2 separate regions of the Homo sapiens genome follow, and region 1 is linked to region 2. Evidence: read pairs that join two places in POLR2A ChIA-PET (ENCODE). Cell type or tissue: B cell. All regions are shown on one strand. Links, peaks and the distances in the headings refer to the core of each region. The heading gives the core; the rest is flanking DNA.

Region 1 (7,131 bases), core at 1,110-6,109, 300 kb before region 2:
AAATCATGTCACTGCACTCCAGCCTGGGCGACAGAGTGAGACTCCAGCTCAAAAAAAAAAAGAATTTGATTTCTTTTTTGAGGTCAATTTGGAAGTATTTATTATCTTTTACGCTCAGGAGTTGTCCTTTGTGTTGAAGGACCCAGAAGTCAGTGACCTCAGAGCTTGCAGTCTGGTTAGGATTATGACCAAATACCCTTCAAACAATAGCAGAGAATCCAGGGTAATTGAGAACTTAGTATTGAAGCGCATGGTTTAGAGTCTGAATACGAAATCAAGCTGTTGAATTGTCAGTGATGATTGACATCAGATGATTTCTTAAGAATGTGGCAATGAAGCTAGAAAACTGAAGGATATATGATAAGAAGCCCTAATAATTCTTCACAGTGGCCTACTGATATCATGGAAGGTGTCTTGAGAGCAATAAATAATAGAACAGTATGATTGCAATAGAGCATATTAAAGCAAAACAGGAAATAAAAATATTAATAGATTTTCTTCATGCCTGTAATCCTAGCACTTTGGGAGGCCGAGGTGGAAGGATCACTTGAGGCAAGTAGTTCAAGACTAGACTGGGCAGTATAGTGATACTCCATCTCTACAAAAAAATACATTAGCTGGGTGTGGTGGTACGTGCATGTAGTCCCAGCTACTCAGGAGGCTAAGGCAGGACGATCGCTTGAGCCCAGGAGTTGAAGGCTGCAGTGAGCTATGAATGCACCACTACCCTCCAGCCTGGGTGACAGAGTGAGACTCTGTCTCCCAAAAAAAAAAAAAAAAAAAAAAAGAAACCACACAGATTTTCTTAAGGATTTTCTGTATCTGCAAAATTCAGCTAAGGAGGAAGAGAGGAGAGATGAAATTCTAGGCAAGAGAGGCAAGTAGAACAAAACCTTGAGGTGACAGTGAGCATGGGATGTTCAGTGTTGCTGGTATAAGGAAATCAGCCTAAGAAGAAGATTGCTTGCAGTAAAGAAGGATCCAACTTATAGATAGTTAGGCTGGGCATGGTGGCTCATGCCTGCAATCCCAGTGCTTTAGGAGGCTAAGATGGGAGGATTGCTTGAGGCCAGGAGTTATATTCCAAGTTTATTTAAAATTCAGGATTCAGGTTACCAAAGAAATAAGGATTAAAAAGCTATGCTCCTAGGCTAGCTTATAAACCCTAATTTAAAAAAGTATTGCAAGCCAAGATATACAAAATATTTACTATGTGGCAGACACTGTGCTAAGAACTCATTTCCCATGATTATCAGAACAGCTCTGTGAGGTAGATATAATAATTCTCATTTTATACTATAGGAAACCAGGTCTCAGGTTATATGTCTTACTCAAGGTCAGATAGCTATTTAAACACACATTTATTCTTTCTTTCTTATTCATAGGATACATATGAAATACCTACTACATGTCAGCGGTTAAAGTAGACCTTAGGATTAGAGAGGCTAGAAGATATGTTGTCTGTCCTTTGTAAGCATACAGGAGATAGCCACTATAAATAGTTGCAGAATTGGGTAGTAGGAGAGGGGCACTGGAGCCATAGAAGAAAACCTGGGCTTGTAGAGCCAGGTCTTAAAGAATGTGCAGGAGTTTTCCAGGCAGACAGTTTGGTAAAAGAAATTCTAAGTGAAAATAACCCCTTCCAGGCATGGAGCATGAGAAAATGTGACTGTTAGGTAACAGTTCAGTAGGGTTGCTGTGAAGTATGTGGGTTAGAGGTTAACTGGAGTGGTGGAGATTAAGGATACATCATAGGTAGGCATCATAAAAGGACTTTACATATCACAGTATAGAGTTTGCTTTTTTATTCAGAACGTAATGGAGGTGTTGAAATGTTTCCATGAGAGGAATCATATTATCATCTTTACTTTAATGATAGTGTAAAGGTGGATTCGAGGGGTGTGAGGAAGACTTCAGAAAGGATAGAATGGCAGGAATTTAATTCCTCATCATCTCATATTTGAACCAAGGAAATTGTAGCAGAAATCAAGTTGTAGGGAAGATTTCAGAGATATTTAGAAGACTTAAGCCAGAGGACTTGCAAATGATTTGGCAGAGTTTTGTTTTTTGTGTTTGTCAAATTTGTTCTGAGACAAATTACATATATAAACAGTTTTCTTCATATTTAAAATAGCTCTTGCAACATTGAAAGCACTTGATAAATATTTACTGACTGAATGAATGAAGCAGGGGGAGAGAGATGAAGAATTATACAATGACTCCCAGGTGTTTTCATTTAGGCAACTGAGAGGATGGTGGTGCTATTGTGAAAAAGACAATAGAAAGATCAGGATTGAGGCTGAGAACAATTGCCAGTGTTTTTGTTTATTTGGAGCTTATTTTAGTTTTGTTATTTAAAATTTTCCATTTAACTTTTTCGTATTTATATTTGCATTGGTAGTTTTAAATTCTTATCCAAGTAATACATGTTTTTTATCAAGTAGGTAAACAGTACAGGAGTATAAAGAATATCATTTCCCAAGCATCTTCCATTCACATTTCTGCTCCCCTAGGGTAATTGCTATTACAAGTGTGTGGTCTTTTCTTTCACATTTTTTTCTGTGTGATTCACACATGGGCATACATAGTTTTGTTGTTTCTAACAGAACTGCAATTATTATATACATGCAGTCTGTAACACCCTTGCTCCCCGCCCACACACTTAAGGAGTCTATTTTAGAAATCCCTTCATGTCAGTATGTTCTGGTCCCTCATTCTTTTTAATGCCTGCTTTAGTGCCATAGTATTGATGAACTATACTTTTGTTATCCACATCCCTATTTGTAGTTATTTAGTTTATTAGTATTTCAAATAATGCAGTGAATAAGTTCTGTATGAACATAAGTATATTTTTGTACACTGAAAGTGTATCTGTAGGGTAAATTCTTAGAGGGAGAAATGCTGGATCAAAGGGTTTATATATTTAAAATGTTGATATTGGAGGGAGGGTCTTCAAGGTGGCTGACTAGGGGCACTTCGTACCTCCTCCACTAAGAAGAACCAAACTAGTGAGTGAATAATCACATGTTGACTAGATCATCCAAGAGAACACTGGAATTCAACAGAAAAGTGACAGGAAATACCTAAAGTTAAAAAGGAAAGGGAAACAAGGTAGCCTGTTCAGGTGGGATTAGTCAGGAGCCAAGAGAGACCCCCATTGGTCCACATTCCCACTGTAGACTTCTGTAGTGCTGGCCATGGAAGAGCCCTTCAACCTTCCTGGGCCTTGAAACTAAGATAGGGAGCTGCCAGGAGATTGTGTGATGGCACTACACCAAGAAGGGAGCTCATGCTGGGTCCCACACACGCTCTGAGAACTAAGCAACTGCAGCAAGGCACTATTTTAGAGCCCTGCCCCCAACAGACTGTGCACTGTCCTGGGGTCCAGCATCACTAGGGCTAAACCACAAGAGAAGTGTGAGCTGCTGCCCTTGGGGCCAAGCTGTGGGTTAACACTGTTAGGTTAGCAGTGTAAGTGCTGCTGGGGAGCGAGTGGTGCTGGGGCAAGTATTCCCCACCTGCTAGCCTAGGTGGTGCACATGTTCCCCACCTGCTAGCCTAGGCTTCCAGCTCAGAAGGTAGCCCTCCCTTTTCCAGTGGCAGGGCAGCAGTGCAGCCACTACTGCCTCCCACCTGAGCATTCTGCCAGTGGCCTAGGGATCAGCCTGCCCCTGCCTACCATGGCTGGCACCTGCACATATTGTTGAGAGCCTGAGGGCAAGCCACCCCAGCCTGACTTCATATCCCTACTCCATGCCAGAGCACACAGGCTAGGGTCCAGGAGATTGCCCAGCACATTCTACCACCATTGGCACCTGAATACTCCTCTAGGGGGCCTGAGGTTGGTTCTACCCACCCCTGCCACTACAATCACAGCTGACACCTACCTGCACATGGCACCTGCAGGCTTGGAGACTGAGCTGCCCACCCCCTCACAGCCACCACCAACACCAGCATACACTGCTCAAGACCCAGAAGATTATCCCATCACTGCCACTGCTGTTTTATGCCAGCTGCCCAGAGGCCCAAGAATCTGCCCACCCACCCAGCTCACTGCTGCCACTACCAGCATCTGAGTAAGCCACCTGAAGGCCAAGAATTGGCCCACCTGGACTACTAGTGCCAACTCACCACTGCCTCTACTGGGGCTCAAAGACTGGCCTACCTGGTGCCCCAGTCCTCAGCAAAACTTTACCACAGGCCCCACTAATAACTGCACCTGAAACCACTGAATAAATTACAAACACCACTGACACTGTTCATAGCCAAAGAAATCGTACAGATACCGTACCACTGCAAGCACCCAGAATCAAGGCCAAAGGGCCCTACCAAACAACACCATAGATCTATCTTCAGGAAAACATTCCCTACAGAAGCAAATTCAAAAAACTGGAAGAAGTGACTATCACATCAGATGTGCAGTTATCAATGTAGGAAACATGAAAAAGCAAGGAAATATAACTCCAAAGGAATAACATAATTCTCTAGTAACAGATCCCAATAAAAAACAAATTTACAAAATCCTGGAAAAAGAATTCAAAATGTTGATATTAAAGAAGCTCAATGAGATACAAGAAAATTCTGAAAAACAGTACAGAGAAATCAGAAAAACAATTCAGGATATGAATGAGAAATTTACCAAAGAGAGATATAAAAAAGAACCAAACAGAAATTCTGTAATGGAAGAATTCATTGAATGAAATACAAAATACATTTGAAAGCTTCAACAATAGACTAGATCAAGCAAAAGAGAAGATCTCAAAACTTGAAGACAGGTCCTATGAAATAACCCAAGCAGTCAAAAAGAAGAAAAATAAGAAAGAATTAACAAAGCCTTTGTGATATATGGGACAACATAAAGTGACCAAATACACATATTATTGGTTTCCCAGATGGCAAAGAGGGAAGGGAAGGTTAGAAAAATCTATTTGATGAAATAATAGACAAAAACTTCCCAAGTCTAACGAGATTTAGACATCCAGATACTGGAGGCTCTGAGACCCCCCCAGGCAGATGAAATGCAAAAAGGCATTCTCCATGGTACATTATAGTCAAACTATCTAACATCAAAGACAAAGAGAGAATTCAAAAAACAGCAAGAAAAAAAGCATGCAGTAACCTGTCAAGGAACTGCTATGAGACTACTAGCAGATTTCTCAGCAGAAACCTTTACAGGCCAAGAGAGAATGGTATGATATATTCAAAGTACTGAAAGAAAAAAAAAACTACCAACCAAGGGTACTGTATTCAGCAAAATTATCCTTCATAAATGAAGGAGAAGTAAATTCTTTCCCAGACAAGCAAAAGGTTAGGGAATTCATCACTACTAGACTGGCCCTAAAATATTAATATTGGAAGTTGTTCCCCATAAACTGTATAAATATATTTAATTTTTTCTAGTATGACTTTGTTTTTTGAGACACTTCTCACTCCATCACCCAGGCTGGAGTGTGGTGGCATGATCTTGGCTCACTGCAACCTCCACCTCCCAGGTTCAAGTGATTCTCATGCCTCAGCCTCCCGAGCAACTGGGATTACAGGTGTACGCCACCACACCTGGCTAATTTTTGTATTTTTAGTAGAGATGGAGTTTCACCATGTTGGCCAGGCTGGTCTCAAACTCTTTGATCTCAAGTGATCAGCCCACCTCAGCCTCCCAAACTGCTGGGATTACAGGCGTGAGCCACCACACCCAGCCTGTAGTATGATTTTAAATTGTCCCTTTGTTTTTATTTTTTACCAACAGTGCATGTAATCAGTCTTTTAAATTGTTTGCCTATCTGATGATACATGCAGCATTTAATGTCATTAAAACCTCAATTTGCATTAGACTTTTGTAACACTACTTTCTCTTGGACCTTTTTTTTTTTTAAATTTGAGAACAGGTTTTCATTCCTTTCTATGTAAATGCTTCTCAAAAATCCCTCAGCTCTCTAATGACTTTTAAGTAAGCTTATTTATATTCTTGTCTTTAAATCTTGACTATGAACTGGTAATAATAATATATTTTTATTAACTTTTCAACTTGGGAAACAAAAAGCTGCCTCTAATTTTACCTTCTTTGTAGATCTCTTCATATCTGAAATGTTAAGTAGCTGCTTGTTTGCATGTGATTTCTTTCACAATTCCATCTGCTATAATGACACAAACTATATCTTTATATCTTTGTAAAACAGGCCTACTGTCACTCCCCTGCTTGAAAATCTTCTATTGTTTTTCCTTGCCGATGGGATAAATTTAAATTTCTTTTCATGATATTCAAAACCATGAAGAAACCTGGCACCAAATTATCTCTCTACTTACCTCTGGCCATTTCTGCTTTCATCCTTGGTTTTCCAACCTTTGGGCACCTCAGTTGCAGTTGTGTTTCAGTTCTTATCAACACCTCCACTGGACTGAAAGCAGTCTTTTTCCTTGTCTTTATTTCTGTTACCCAGGCTTAGGATATTCTCCCTTTCTACTACCAATAACAACCATGTATGAACATTTATTAAAACACCATTCTTCTTGTTACTAGTTATTATATAAATTATTCTTAGGTTATGAACTTAATCACATTTTCTTTTCTTTGTTTTGAGACAGTCTCGGTCTGTCGCCCAGGCTGGAGTGCAGTGGTACAGTCTTGGCCCACTGCAATGTCTGCCTCCTGGGTTCAAGCAATTCTTGTGCCTCAGCCTCCTGAGTAGCTGGGATTACAGGTGTGCATCACCATGCCCTGCTAATTTTTGTATTTTTAGTAGAGATGGGGTTTTACTATGTTGGCCAGGCTGGTCGCAAACTCCTGGCCTCAAGTGATCTGCCTGCCTCAGCCTCTCAAAGTGCTACAGGCGTGAGGCACTGCAGCCAGCCCTTAATCACATTGTCCTGAGTTGTCTTGAGATGTGATGCCAGTAGAAAGGTGTATTTCTAAGCCTAGGGAAGACCTGTGGTTTTGTTTGTTATATCTTAAACACTTTTTACTTTGAGATAATTGTAGCCACACATAGTCGTCAGAAATAATAAATACAAAGAGTGCTCTTACATTCCCCACCCAGTTCTCCCAGTGGTAATATCTTGCATAACTGTAGTACAATATCACAACCAAGAAATTGATACTGATACAGTCATCCAACTTAATTCAGAATTCGTTAG
Region 2 (5,000 bases), core at 1-5,000:
AAAAAAAAAGAAGTTAAAAAACTAGTGGATATTCCCAGGCAGAGAACAGGGAGAAGGGTGTTACTGGTGGAGGCAACAGCAGGAGGAAAGGCCTGGCATCATGACCACACCCCAGGCAGACCCTGTCACTGCCTCCCAGCCCTTCCTTGCTTTCACGGTAGCCCCACACCATCAGCCAGGAACACCAGGGCAACAGACAAGGCCAAAAATAAGCCATCCACCCTGATTCTCCTCCTTGGCCCCTGCAGGGCACTGGCAGAGACAGCTGGTGGGGCCAGGCCTCCAGGGCTCAGGCACCTTGTTCCAGCCTGTAGTCCCCGTGCATCCTGTGCACTGGCACATGACACATCCTGTCTTGGTTAATCCTTCTAGCACCCTGCCAGGTCAGTGATATAGCCCCCGTTTCACAGAAGAGGAAACTGAGGCTCAGAGGGGCTAGGTGCTCACCCCAGGACACACAAGAACTAAGAAACTAAGGCAGGATTCAAATTCATGTCCTTGATGCCACAGCCCTTCAGAAGACAGCCTGCCAGAAGCAATGTGATCTGTACTGAGACAGATGGGAACACTGTGGGGCCGTGAGAGCCCAGGAGGCCCTGAACTTGGCCTTGGAGAATCAGGGGAGGGTTCCCTGGGGAGTGGTAGCAGAGGTGAGTGAGTGGGGTGAGGTAGCAGAGGTGTGGGAGATGGGTCTGGTGGGATCAGGTGAGTTTGAGGAGTCTGAGGGCACCAGGAGGTAGTGAATATCCAAATCTGGGCAAGAGCAAGGTGATCTTGAGACAGAGACCCACAATTCAGGGCCTTAGGAATTGGTTTCTGAGGCTCTGGTCTGTGCCTCGGGCCTTGCAGCTCATTTCAATCCTGTCCCTTCTCTTTGCCGTCAATGCCTTCTTATCCTTAAAAGCTCAGGTCAAGCATCACCTTCTCCACGAATCCTTCCCTGACTCCCCATTCTGGTCTTTATCCCTCCTTCAGTGTGGAGACCCAGTAGATATATGTGACTAAAAGCTAGAGCACTGGGGATAGGTGAACACCTCATTCAGGCCAAAGAGGGTGCCTGCTTCCTTTAGGCTTCGGGGAACCAGGAGGGGTTTTGGTCTGGGAGATGAGTTGAGGAGGACTGTGTGCAGGAGGGCTCCTGTCTGTGTGAGTTTGTGTAGTGCCTGAGTTTTGCTGCAGTTCAGGTGAGCTGGGGGCTCAGTATGTTTCAGTCTTGGCTCTGTTGCTTAGTGATGCCCAACTTTTGTTGTGTTCCCAGCCTGCCCACTAAGGAGGAGGAGTCATTGCTGCCATCATTATCATCCCCTCCCCAGCCACAGTCTGAGGAGCCCCTGTCCACCCTCCCCCAGGGGCCTCCCCAGCCTCCCTCTCCACCTCCCTGCCCCCCGGAGATACCTCCAAAGCCGGTACGCCTGTTCCCAGAGTTCGGTGAGTGCTGCAGCCAGGAGATGGGGCTCTGGGTGGATGGCCTGGGATCCCTGGAATCAGGCCTCTGGAAGGTATGCAAGGATCACACTCCTTTCTGTGCAAGCCTGCCACCAGCCCACTGTGTGGCCCCGGGCAGGTCACAGCCTCCCTGAGCGCTATTCTCTTCATCCTCACAATGGAGACAGCACCCACCTCTCTGGCCTCCTGACCGTTAAGTGTGGGGCCATGGCCGGCTTTGCCAGTTACCCATGGTCTGATTTTCCATGGTGTTGGGTGGTTTGCTTTTCTTTTTTTTTTTTTTTTTTGAGATGGAGTCTCGCTCTGTCGCCCAGGCTGGAGTGCAGTGGTGCAATCTCCGCCCACTGCAAGCTCTGCCTCCTGGGTTCACGCCCTTCTCCTGCCTCAGCCTCCCGAGTAGCTGGGACTACAGGCGCCCGCCACCATACCTGGCTAATTTTTTGTATTTTTAGTAGAGACGGGGTTTCACCGTGTTAGCCAGGATGGTCTCGATCTCCTGAGTTCGTGATCTGCCCACCTCAGCCTCCCAAAGTGCTGGGATTACAGGCATGAGCCACCGCGCCTGGCCAGAGGTGGTTTGCTTTTCCTGGGGTTGGCCACATTTGTTGATTCTTGTTGCCTTTGACAGTCCTTACCCCAACCCCCAAGCTCACCACTGGCTCGGACCTCCTTGTGGTGTCCCAGCTTCTCCTCTGCCACCCTTTAGTACTGTCCTATGAGGCCTGGGGGTATAAATCGCACTTCCTGTCCCCTGTGCCTTTTTTTGAAAGCCAGGGGGAGGTGGGGATGGGGGTCTTGGCATGGGGGAGGCTTTGTGAAGCCCAGTGTGGTGCCCCAGGAGAGGAGGCCAGGCCCCTTGCCCTGAGGCCCCCCAACCCCTCTCTCACCAGATGACTCTGACTACGATGAGGTCCCAGAGGAGGGGCCGGGGGCCCCAGCCAGAGTGATGACCAAGAAGGTGGGGCCAGGCATGGGACTGTCTGCCTGTCAGGGTGTTGTGGGGGTGCCCAGCTGCCTGTCAGACCCTGAGGACTACCAGACAGAGAGTGGGCAGCCATTTCCCGGGAGGCTTCCCCTTCCCCCACCTCACTCTCTTGCCATACGGGGGTCAGGAGTCACGTGTAGCCACAGCGCTCTGGGCCAGGGGTCGGGGCTCTGGTGTGGCTCCCCCAGGCCCTGGCTGTATGTGGGTGGGCATGTGGCCTCCCCCCACCCTGTGTGTTAGGAACTCGTGTCCTGTCCCGGAGTGTCTGTCTCTGTTTCACTTCTTGTGTTCCCGTGTCTGTCTGTCTTGCATCCCTAGCCCGCAGTCTTTTTCTCTGTCCCTTTATCTTTCTGTTTTTGTCTGTGTCCTAGGTCGGTTTCTGCCACTGGCTCTCCTGTCCCTGTGATCTGGGTCTCTGTGTGGTCTCCGCTGGCAGGGGGAGGGGAGTGTGAGGAAACAGAACTAAAAGTGCTGGGCTGTGTGGGTCGGGGCTGTGTGGACAGAGGGGGCGTGGCAGCCCCGGGTGGGTGTGATCTGTGGCTTGAAGGGAAGGATGACGCTGAGTGGGTCTCGGGGGCAGGAGGAGCCCCCACCGAGCCGAGTCCCACGGGCCGTGCGCGTGGCCAGTCTGCTGAGCGAGGGAGAGGAACTGTCTGGGGACGACCAAGGGGATGAGGAAGAGGATGACCACGCCTATGAGGGCGTCCCCAAGTGAGTGTCCGGCCACCCTCCTTCCCACTGAGCCCAACCTCAGCCCGCCCCCTCCTTGCCTCCTCAGCCCGGCCCCCCATCCCCTCATCTCTCGCTAGTGGCGGATGGCATACCAGCAGCCTGAGCTTGTCCTTGCCCAGCACAATAGCTGCGCCACACCCCATGGACGGGCCGCCTGGGGGCTCCACCCCCGTCACACCAGTCATCAAGGCTGGCTGGCTGGACAAGAACCCACCGCAGGGGTGAGTGAGGCCTCTTGGGTCCTGCTGTGCTCTGCATGGGGGGGTGGGGGGCAGTGTCCAGGACCCCAGGACACTGGTATCACTCACTGATCTGAAAACCAGAAGGGCCTGCGATGATTTGCACAGGTCTCCCTCCAGGCACACTGTGACCACTGATGATTCCCTCCAGACCCATTTTATTGCCCTGAAAATTGGGAGATCGCTGGGCATAGTGGCTCACTCCTGTAATCTCTGCACTTGAGATACTGAGATGGGAGGTTTGCTTGAGGCCAGGAGTTTGAGACCACTCTGGGCAACATGGCGAGACCTCGTCTCTACAAATAAATTTAAAAACTAGCCAGGTGCAGTGGCTCATGCCTGTAGTTTTGGCTACTTGGGAGACTGAGGTGGGAGAAGCACTTGAGCCCAGGCATCTGAGGCTGTAGTGAGCTAGGCCTGTACTACTGCCTTCCAGCCTGTGTGGCAGAGTGAGACCCTGTCTCAAAAAAAAAAAAAAAAAAAGAGATGTGCTACTTTGAGTCTGACTTCAGTCACTCTTGCTGTAAAGTCCATCTTCTTGCCAGTGGCCATTTGGGATTCTTCCTCCCTAGAACCTGGCTGATCCTCACTCTGAGTGTGGCTTCTGAGGGCTGGGGTGGTCCTGGAACCTGTCCTCCTACCCCCGGTCATTTGCTTGTTGTCCCTCTCCCTCTCCAGATCTTACATCTATCAGAAACGATGGGTGAGACTGGATACTGATCACCTGCGATACTTTGACAGTAACAAGGTGAGGCCTGCATCAGTCCTGACGCGACCCCTGCTCCAGCCTAGGCTGGCCCCAACACTGGAGCGAGGTGGCGTCCCTCCCCAGAGGAGTCCTCGCCAGAGTTCTAAGTCTGACCCCTTAACCCATGTCCTCCTGGCCCTCTGCCTGCTGAGGGCTGCAGTCAGGGTCAGCACAGGGTCTTGTCTCTAACCAGCTGCAGGAGACAGGGCTGCAGACTTCATTTTGGCTGAGGCTGGGGGAGTCAGCGAGGTGCTGGGTCCCAAAATATAGTTCCTGTCTCTCCCCCAGGACGCTTACTCTAAGCGCTTTATCTCTGTGGCCTGCATCTCCCACGTGGCTGCCATCGGGGACCAGAAGTTTGAAGTGATCACAAACAACCGAACCTTTGCCTTCCGGGCAGAGAGTGATGGTGGGGAGTGTGGGGTGTTGTGTGTGTGTGTAGAAGAGGGTAGAGAAGACTGGAAGTTTGGGCAGAGGAGGGGGAAGAGAGTCATGGTGCATCTGCCCTCTCACATCACATCCGGGGAGGCATGCTGCCTTTGTGAGGTGGGCAGAGGAAGGGGGCACCCTCTGTGACCGGCTCTGTGCTTGGCACGGTCACTGACTCCTCAGAACCACACAATCAGCGGGAGCAGGCTTGGAGGGGTGAGGTCACTTGCCCAGCATCAGTGGCATAGCTGGGATTGGAGCCTGAGCTCGTTCAAGTCAGAGAAGTCAAGCAAAATGATGGGGGCATCTGAGTGGGCTTTCTGGAGGAGGTGTTGCATGAGGAGCCTAGGGCCAGGAGACCCCTGAGGGGCTCCCTGCAACCTTGGGCTTACTCCTCTACCCTTCTCCTGCAGTGGAGCGG

Evidence for each region. Peaks named below come from ENCODE experiments on the same cell type or tissue, not always from the same donor. Only the 100,000 strongest peaks of a DNase experiment are listed, where the experiment ranks them.
Region 1: POLR2A ChIA-PET joins it to region 2 with 5 read pairs; 1 of 35 experiments calls an interaction of 5 or more read pairs at or near these places.

What each region holds. Positions count from the first base shown.
Region 1 is chr11:73,007,781-73,014,911 of GRCh38, reverse strand. The region is part of intron 4 of FCHSD2 (FCH and double SH3 domains 2); the gene reads left to right. Among named protein-coding and RNA genes, the nearest start is that of FCHSD2, 130 kb to the left of the region's middle. In B cell, for the core only: no CTCF peak of the experiment used is centred there; no DNase peak of the experiment used is centred there; H3K27ac peaks cover 4,373 bases.
Region 2 is chr11:72,710,580-72,715,579 of GRCh38, reverse strand. It overlaps ARAP1 (ArfGAP with RhoGAP domain, ankyrin repeat and PH domain 1), which reads left to right. Exons shown (of 35, transcript NM_001040118.3): 4 at 1,259-1,428; 5 at 2,337-2,404; 6 at 3,012-3,142; 7 at 3,241-3,384; 8 at 4,081-4,150; 9 at 4,439-4,559; 10 at 4,993-5,000. Among named protein-coding and RNA genes, the nearest start is that of ARAP1-AS2, 13 kb to the right of the region's middle. RefSeq lists enhancers at 1,197-1,776, 2,358-2,938. In B cell, for the core only: no CTCF peak of the experiment used is centred there; no DNase peak of the experiment used is centred there; H3K27ac peaks cover 445 bases.